Regions from separate parts of the Homo sapiens genome. Here regions 1 and 2 are each linked to region 3. Evidence: read pairs that join two places in POLR2A ChIA-PET (ENCODE). Cell type or tissue: A673. All regions are shown on one strand.

What was found. ChIA-PET counts read pairs that join two places held together with the same protein. Peaks named below come from ENCODE experiments on the same cell type or tissue, not always from the same donor. Only the 100,000 strongest peaks of a DNase experiment are listed, where the experiment ranks them.
Region 1: POLR2A ChIA-PET joins it to region 3 with 5 read pairs; 2 of 35 experiments call an interaction of 5 or more read pairs at or near these places.
Region 2: POLR2A ChIA-PET joins it to region 3 with 11 read pairs; 8 of 35 experiments call an interaction of 5 or more read pairs at or near these places.

Annotation. Positions count from the first base shown.
Region 1 is chr2:64,389,964-64,392,463 of GRCh38, reverse strand. LGALSL-DT (LGALSL divergent transcript) reads left to right here. Exons shown (of 3, transcript XR_002959392.2): 3 at 1-1,508. Among named protein-coding and RNA genes, the nearest start is that of MIR4433B, 50 kb to the right of the region's middle. In A673, no CTCF peak of the experiment used is centred here; no DNase peak of the experiment used is centred here.
Region 2 is chr2:64,025,485-64,027,984 of GRCh38, reverse strand. No RefSeq gene overlaps it. Among named protein-coding and RNA genes, the nearest start is that of VPS54, 7.3 kb to the right of the region's middle. In A673, no CTCF peak of the experiment used is centred here; no DNase peak of the experiment used is centred here.
Region 3 is chr2:64,311,465-64,313,964 of GRCh38, reverse strand. No RefSeq gene overlaps it. Among named protein-coding and RNA genes, the nearest start is that of MIR4433A, 28 kb to the left of the region's middle. In A673, a CTCF peak has its summit at 1,419; DNase peaks (open chromatin) are centred at 1,504 and 1,864; H3K4me3 peaks cover 282 bases; H3K27ac peaks cover 1,640 bases.

The DNA of each region.
Region 1 (2,500 bases), 78 kb before region 3:
TTGCCAGGAATTATGTTCAATGACTATATCTGGAACTAGAGGTCTTGATAGCCACACTTTGCTTGGTGTGGCTTCTCAGTCTTTTAAGGACATGGCTATCAAGGGCTCATGTTTATTCCAGGTCAGCCCTTTACCCCTTTCCTCCAGGGGCATCTATGGCAACAAAAGACCATGACATCTGGCAGGGCTGGCAGGACTATTTAGTTTAGGCAGGAATGTGGGTGTTAGCATGTCAGAGTACATCTGAGAAAACATTCCAAACCAACCTTTCCACACTGGGAACTCAACCCCCAGGAATCACCAAAGATAAGGGCAACAGTCTTATCTCTCGAGGGAAGTTCAGGGTAAAGTCCACTCCTGCTGTGGACCAGAGCTCAGGGAAGAAGAAAGCTCAGGCTGGCTCTGCCTGTCCACTTGATGAACTTCCACAAATGCCACTCTGGGAGCTGAGGCATATGAAGTGGGGAAGAAAATACCAGCCCTGCCCTGGAGCTCTGGGATGGTGGCTGTACACCCCTAAAGATGCCAGCAGATCTGAACTGTGGCCTATGTGTGTTTGGGAATTGAGAAATAAGGAGATAGAGGGACAGCAGGCAGGAAAAACTACAATTAGTCTCAGCTCACACAGATTTGGGAGTATGCAGATCTGAATTGTGGCCTCCATGTGTTTGGCTGAAGGATAATGATCTCAGGCCCAGACTTTTTTTTTTTTTTGTATCACTCGCTCAGGGGGCTCTGACCAGGAGCTTCTTTCAGATGACACAGATCCCGAGGAGCCACTTGCCTTCTACCCATGACACTTCTAAGAGTGACTCTTGCCATGTGACCATAGAGATAAGTGAAGTTTTCTCCAATGACATCATTAAGAAGTCTAAACTTCCCCAAAGGGAGAGGCTGTGACTAGGAACACAAATGTCTCAGTGTATCACACTCATGCTCCCAGATCTGTGGGCAGAAAAAGAAATCATAGAATGGTGCATATCCTAAAAATAAAAAGGAAATTGCTTTTCAAGTTATGAAATTTGGCCCTTCTCATTGTGAGTTTAAAGTACATGTTACTGCTTCAGTTTCTAAAACAGGAGGTGGCCAAATTCAGAGTTTAAAATGTCTAAGTGGTTATTTGAAAACAGATATTTAGAGGCAACTGAGAGAAGAATACTGGGGCCATGGGTCTGCAGTCACTTTCCCAGCAGTGCTCTGAGGCCTTGGGTCTCATAAAAGGTAATCATAGTTACGCCTTTTAAAGAAAGCTGAGTCTAACTGTAGCTTTTCCTGCCTGTTGTCCCTCTATCTCCTTACTTCCCAATTCTATCTATCTTTCAAAACCCAGCTCAAATCCCACCTCCTTCCATAAGTCTTCCATTGTTTAATATAGTTGGAATTTACCTCTCCCTCCTCTAACTCCCATGGCATTTTATTTACACCTCTCTGATGGCCACTTTCTACTTTCTATAAGGTAAGTTATATACTTGTTTTATATCAATAAATTTCAAAATATTGAAATCTTACAGAGTATGTTCTCTAACCACAATGAAATTAGATCATATATTAAACTACCTAGATAATCCTACATATTTAGAAATTAAATAACACATTTATAAATAACCATGGATCAAAGGAGACATTTTAGGGGAATTAGAAAATATTCAGATTGAGGGATAATGAAAATTCAATATTATATTTCAAAATTTGTGGGGTGCAGGTAGAGCAGTGCTTAGAGGGAAATTAATAGCTCTAATGTGTTAGTATTAGAAAAAGAAGGAAGGTTTAAAATTAGTTATCCAAATTTCCATTTTTAAATGTAGAACAAAAAGAAAAGTAAACCCAAAGAAAGAAGGAAATAATAAGTATAAAAGCAGAAGTCAGTATATTGGAAAACAAGCTGCAGGGATTTTTAACTCAGTCAAAAATTGGTTCTTTGAAAAGATTCATAAAATTGGTAAGCCTCTAACAAGATCGATCAATTAAAAAAGAGAGAAAATACACCTTACTAATATAGGGATGAAAGAGAGGATATCATTACCAATCTTACAGGTTATAATGATAATTCAGAAATGCTATGAACAACTTTATGGCAATGAAGTTGATAATTTATGTGAAATGAACAAATTCCTTGAAAAACACAACTTATCAAAATCAAAACAGGAAGAAATAGATAATCCAAATAACCCATATTTCATAAAGAAGTTGAATTAACTATAAAAAATATTCCACAAAGAAAACTCCAAGGCTCTATGATTTCACTTGTAAATTCTATCAAAAATTTAAGGGAAAAAATACAAATCTTGCATAAACTCTTTCAAAAAGAGAGAAGAAGGGAAACTTTCATTTTATAAAGTCAGCATAACTTTCATACTAAGACCTGACAAAGACATTTGAAGAAATGAAAATTACAGACAAATATACTTGTGAACATAGACACAAGAATCCTTAACAAAATATTAGCAAATAGAATTCAGAAATACACAAAAATGATAATACATCATGACCAAGTAAGGTT
Region 2 (2,500 bases), 290 kb after region 3:
GCTCATGCCTGTAATCCCAGCACTTTGGGAGGCCGAGGTGGGCAGATCACCTGAGGTCAGGAGTTTGAGACCAGCCTGGCCAACATGGCGAAACCCATCTCCATTAAAAATACAAAAAAATTAGCTGGGCATGGTGGTACGTGCCTGTGATCCCAGCTGCTCAGGAGGCCAAGGCAGGAGAATCGCTTGAACCCAGAAGGCGGAGGTTGCAGTGAGCTGAGATCATGCCACTGCACTCCAGCCTGGGCAACAGAGCGAGACTTTGTATCAAAAAAAAATGCTTTTTTCCTAATAAATGTTTGACTGTTATATCCTTATAGTTCTACTTCATTACAGAATTGCATATTTAAAACACTTTTCTAAACATTATTACTTAAATTACTCCAAATGTAAAATGAGCCAAGAGTATCATCTTGATCATAAATATAATAAATTAATAGTGGCTTACAAAAATCTTGAGTCCTATAACATATCAATGGCAAGTTGTTTTCAAGATATTAGACTAACTGGTTATTTATTCTGCTTAGTGCATGAAAGAAAGTGGTGTATACTTATAACAGCTAGTTTTTTTTTTAGTCATTCATTCATTATTTCAAGTATTTATTGAACTCTTACTTTGAACAGGCACTGTTCCAGGTGTTGCGTGGTAAAGTGGTAAGCAAAACAGAAAAAAATCCTTGCCCTCAAAAGAGCTTGCATTCATGTTAGGGACAGATAAACAATAAATAAGTAAAACATATGGAGGGTTAGATAATAATAAAGGCTAAGAGGTGAAAGTGGAAAAGCAGTTAAAGCCTAGTGTTGTAATGAGAAATATGCATGTCAAGAAATGCCTCACTGAGAAGGTGATATTTGAATGAAGACCTGAAGGAAGTAAGGGAGTTAGCTATGCGGACAACTGGGGAAATTCCAGGCAGAGAGAGGTGCAAGTGCAAATGCTCTAGGTCAGGGCCATGTCTGGTGTTTCCCAGGAATCGTGAGGAGTTCAGTTGTCAGAAATAGGGGGAGCAGGAGCAGATAAAGTCAGAGAGGTAACAGTGGGATGAGATCACCTAGGGCCTTGCAAGAACTTTAACTTTTCTCTGAATGAGATGGGAGCTTCTGGAGGAATGACCTGATCTGACTTAAGTTTCAACAGAAGCAAGCTGACTATCGTTTTGAGAATAGACTGGTGGGGTCGGGGGAAGAAGGCAGAAATGGGGAGATGGCCTAGAAGACTTTTGCAAAAATCCAGGCAAGTAGGATCATTGCACTGCACAACTCCAAGAAGCATCATTCGCCCTGCCGTCTGTATGAATGGTGCCTTCGGTAATAAGCAGTATATTATAGTCCAACAGCCACAGTCAGGGGCCCTGCGGGCAAGATGGCTTGGATCAGTCTGGATGCAGTGTGAATGGTGAGAAGTCTTTAGTCTAGATATATTTCAAAGGTAGAAATAACAGAATTTGCTGACAAATTAGATGTGGTACATGAAAGTCAAGAATGATTTCAAGGTTGCCCACTAGTTTTATACATTATTAAAATTAATTATGCCAAATACCATTTACTAAGGATGGGTAATTCATAATTATTTTAACTCAACAAGCATCTACTGAAAATCTACTATGTAGTATACTGTTCCAGATTCTGTAGGGAAATTTTTTAAAAGTACCCTGCAACAACAACAGAAAATCCTACCCTGGAAATAGTTACAATTTAGTTCATTAGACATATTCTCCATAGAATAAAGAACCAAATACTGTATAAAGCAACATAAAGCAAAAATATGATAGCAGGACTAACAAAATGGTATATATAACTACTTTTCTAGGGAAATTGTTCAATTTGAAAGTAATCTTATATTTGTCAAGATATGCCCATATCCTCTGTTCTACTCAACAATGTAGTCACTATTTTCCTATAGGAACATGACTCCTGTGTTTTCCATTCAAAATAGTTATTGAACTCTTACTTTGTACCAGGCATGGTACAGACACGTACCAGATATGCTCTGTGGTTGACTCCTGCTCCAGCAGGAAGTATATAAAAGGCTTCATGTTTGAAGTACGAATTATTTGTTTCATGTGCTCTTCTGTTGTGTCTTGGGTTGCATTTTTCGGTTTGGTTGAGAATTCATAATTTTACCTTGGCCCCTAGTTCCTATTTGTCCAGTTTCTGACCTGTCAATGTTCTCTCTCTTTCTCTCTCTCCCTTTCTCTCTCTCTCTGTCTCTCTTTCTCTCTCTCTCTCTCTCTCTCTCTCTCTCTCTCTCTCTCTATATATATATATATATATATATATATATATATATATATAACTTTTTAAAATTATTTTAAGAGATGAGGTCTCACTATATGGCCCAGGTTGGTCTCAAACTCCTGGGCTCACGTGATCCTCCCACCTTGGCCTCCCAAAGTGCTAGGATTACAGGCATGAGCCACCACACTTGGCTTTGACTTGCCAATTTTTATACCTTCTGACCACTGATCTTACTTGCAGCCCATGGGCTTATAAGGACTTT
Region 3 (2,500 bases):
ATGTAATTCATTTTCAGTTCTACATTTTGTGTATATTGAGTCCATATTGCCGCCTTGGTAGAAAGCACAAAAGAGGGTTTTTAAATTTTCTGTTATATTAGTTATAAATGTTATAAAGGAGATAGAATTGAACAGCTTGTAACTGTACTGAATTTGATTTTCATTTCATAAGATTTATAGAGTGATGTGAGAGTTTAAACTTGTCCTAAAAAGGCTCTTAAATGAAAAACATGTCAGCTGTATTGAAAAAGGGCCTCAAAGAGCTTCTCCCTGCAGGAGTCAGAACTTATTATGGCATCATCAGCTAGTTTCAGTGCTGCTGGTGAAATGTGATTTCTCAGATAAAACAGCATCCCAAGAAATGACATTTACAAAACTTGGTTCTAGCCAGTTTGGAGCAAGAATTCACACATTCACACTGCTGTCCTCACTGCTGGCGGAGACCAAATTGAGAACATTTTTAGCAGGAAGAGCTGGCACTTGGCTCTGAACCCCATGGCTAGCGCCTGTGGAGAAACAGATAAGGAGTTGTACGGTTTGCTCCTAATAACCATGTTCCCTTGACATTGTAAATTTTTGCACAAAATTACCCAGAAGGCATAACAAAATACTCTTTGCTACAGTAAACCACTCCCGTGCATGGAAAGTATATAGTGAGCACTGGAGAGATCCGGGCTTCCTTTTCCAAAGTTTTTGGAACAGACTCCAGGTTTCTTTCCACCCAGGGGAAAAGCTGCTACAACACTTAAGGGCGGGGGGGGAGGGGAGGTGGGAATGATTAAAATTTGTTTTAAATGTGAATCATGACAAACCTATGAATTAGAAACTTAGAGAAAAACTTATTTGAGCAAGGATAGTCGCCAAAAAGCTCAGAGCAAAATTGAAAAAAAAAAAAAAAAGTCCTGATGCTCCAAGACTTCAGACTTGTATGCATCTGGTGCTGTTGAGAGACGCCCTACACTGAACTGTCTCCCCCCGGGGCCAGACGGCGCCTCAAACATTCCCCCACAGCCTCCTTTTAGATGAGGGCACAACTCCGTGAAGCTCCAGGTAGGATCGAATGTTATCTGGAAGAGGAGATACGTTAGTCCCAAACTGCTGATTGTCAAACTATCAGAGTCCTTAAGGAATTGGTCTAAGGGTAGGTAAGTTTGGAACGTAGGAGCTGAGTGGAGAAGGGAAAGGGGATCAAGAAATGGGTTTCGAGCATGAGACAGGGCAGAGCTGGGCATGAAAGGGGCCCTTGGAAACCAAGGGAGATTGGGTGCCTAAATTTTGGGAATAGGAGATGGGATAGAAGCACCTACATTAGTTCTCATTGACTATGACCCAGGTATGCAGAGTTTTTTTAAGCCAATTTTTCATAAGCTGTTATGCAACATTTGTCTTCATCTGTCAGGGAGCCTGCAAACCCAGTTGCACCACACAGTGGCGTGATTGTTTTCCTCCCGTCTACGAAGCTCTGGTTTCAGTGGCTCTGCCAATCACAGCTGTTTCTGGATTGTTCACAGGGACCGGGCACGGGAGCAGCGTGGGCGGCTGAATTCCATAGAAGCAGAGACCTCATTGTGACCATCAGCCCCAACTTGCTTTCATGGGGTTTTCACCAGAGCTTCCCACAACAGCTAAATAAGGGGTAGCATTTCTCCCTCGGGCCCCTGTCTGATGCCTCCTGTCCTCTAAGAGGGGTAGAAAGTGAGAGGAAAAAGCTTAGCAAGTCTGAATTATCCTCAGTCCAGACAATCAGCCAAGGGATAACCAGGAACAACTGGGGTTCCCCCGGATATTTGTTGGCCGTCCTCCCCTCGTGCTCTGCTTTGCAGACCTATCACTCAATGGGCCCTGAGTCAGGGGTAATTTACTAGCTATTTTACCAGTCTCACTACTTCACAGCGGGTGGAAGCTTCCAATTGGCTTGCAGCCCTCTAAAGCTTACAAAAAAAAAAGCCTATTTTCTGCCATATTGAGCTTTTAGGCTCTAGGCAGAGCTTTAATAAACTGAGCCCCAAAAGACGTCCCTCACATAGGGGGCTCTAGACAGCAGCCCTGACGCATGGGCCGATCTATTTCTTGCCTAAATTAAAAAAGTCCAAGTCTATTTTTCCCCCTCTTTCTGGGAAGCTGACCTAAACAAGTAAGGATATGCTATAAATGCCTTTCAAGACTCCACTTGCAGGTTCTAATTATAATTAAGATGATAATATTACTTTGAATTTGCGCTTTCTTCCAGAGTGCCCCGAGCGCTCTCAGCTGCGTGACGGCAGGTATTACGCCCTCATGTGTATCCACTTGCAGCTTCTAATTACACCGTCTTTTGATTCTGATTCTGAACTCACCTTCCTTCCCTGAGCCTGGGGCACAAGGGCCGCCTCACTGGGCTAACTTCCCTCGGTGTCTGGCCTGCCCTTCATTCAAGTTATCTGCTGGAGGAGGTTCCCCTGGCGGGGCCCCTGAGAGCTGGGCCTGACCTGCAGGCCTTTGCAGATGCACTGGCTTCCTC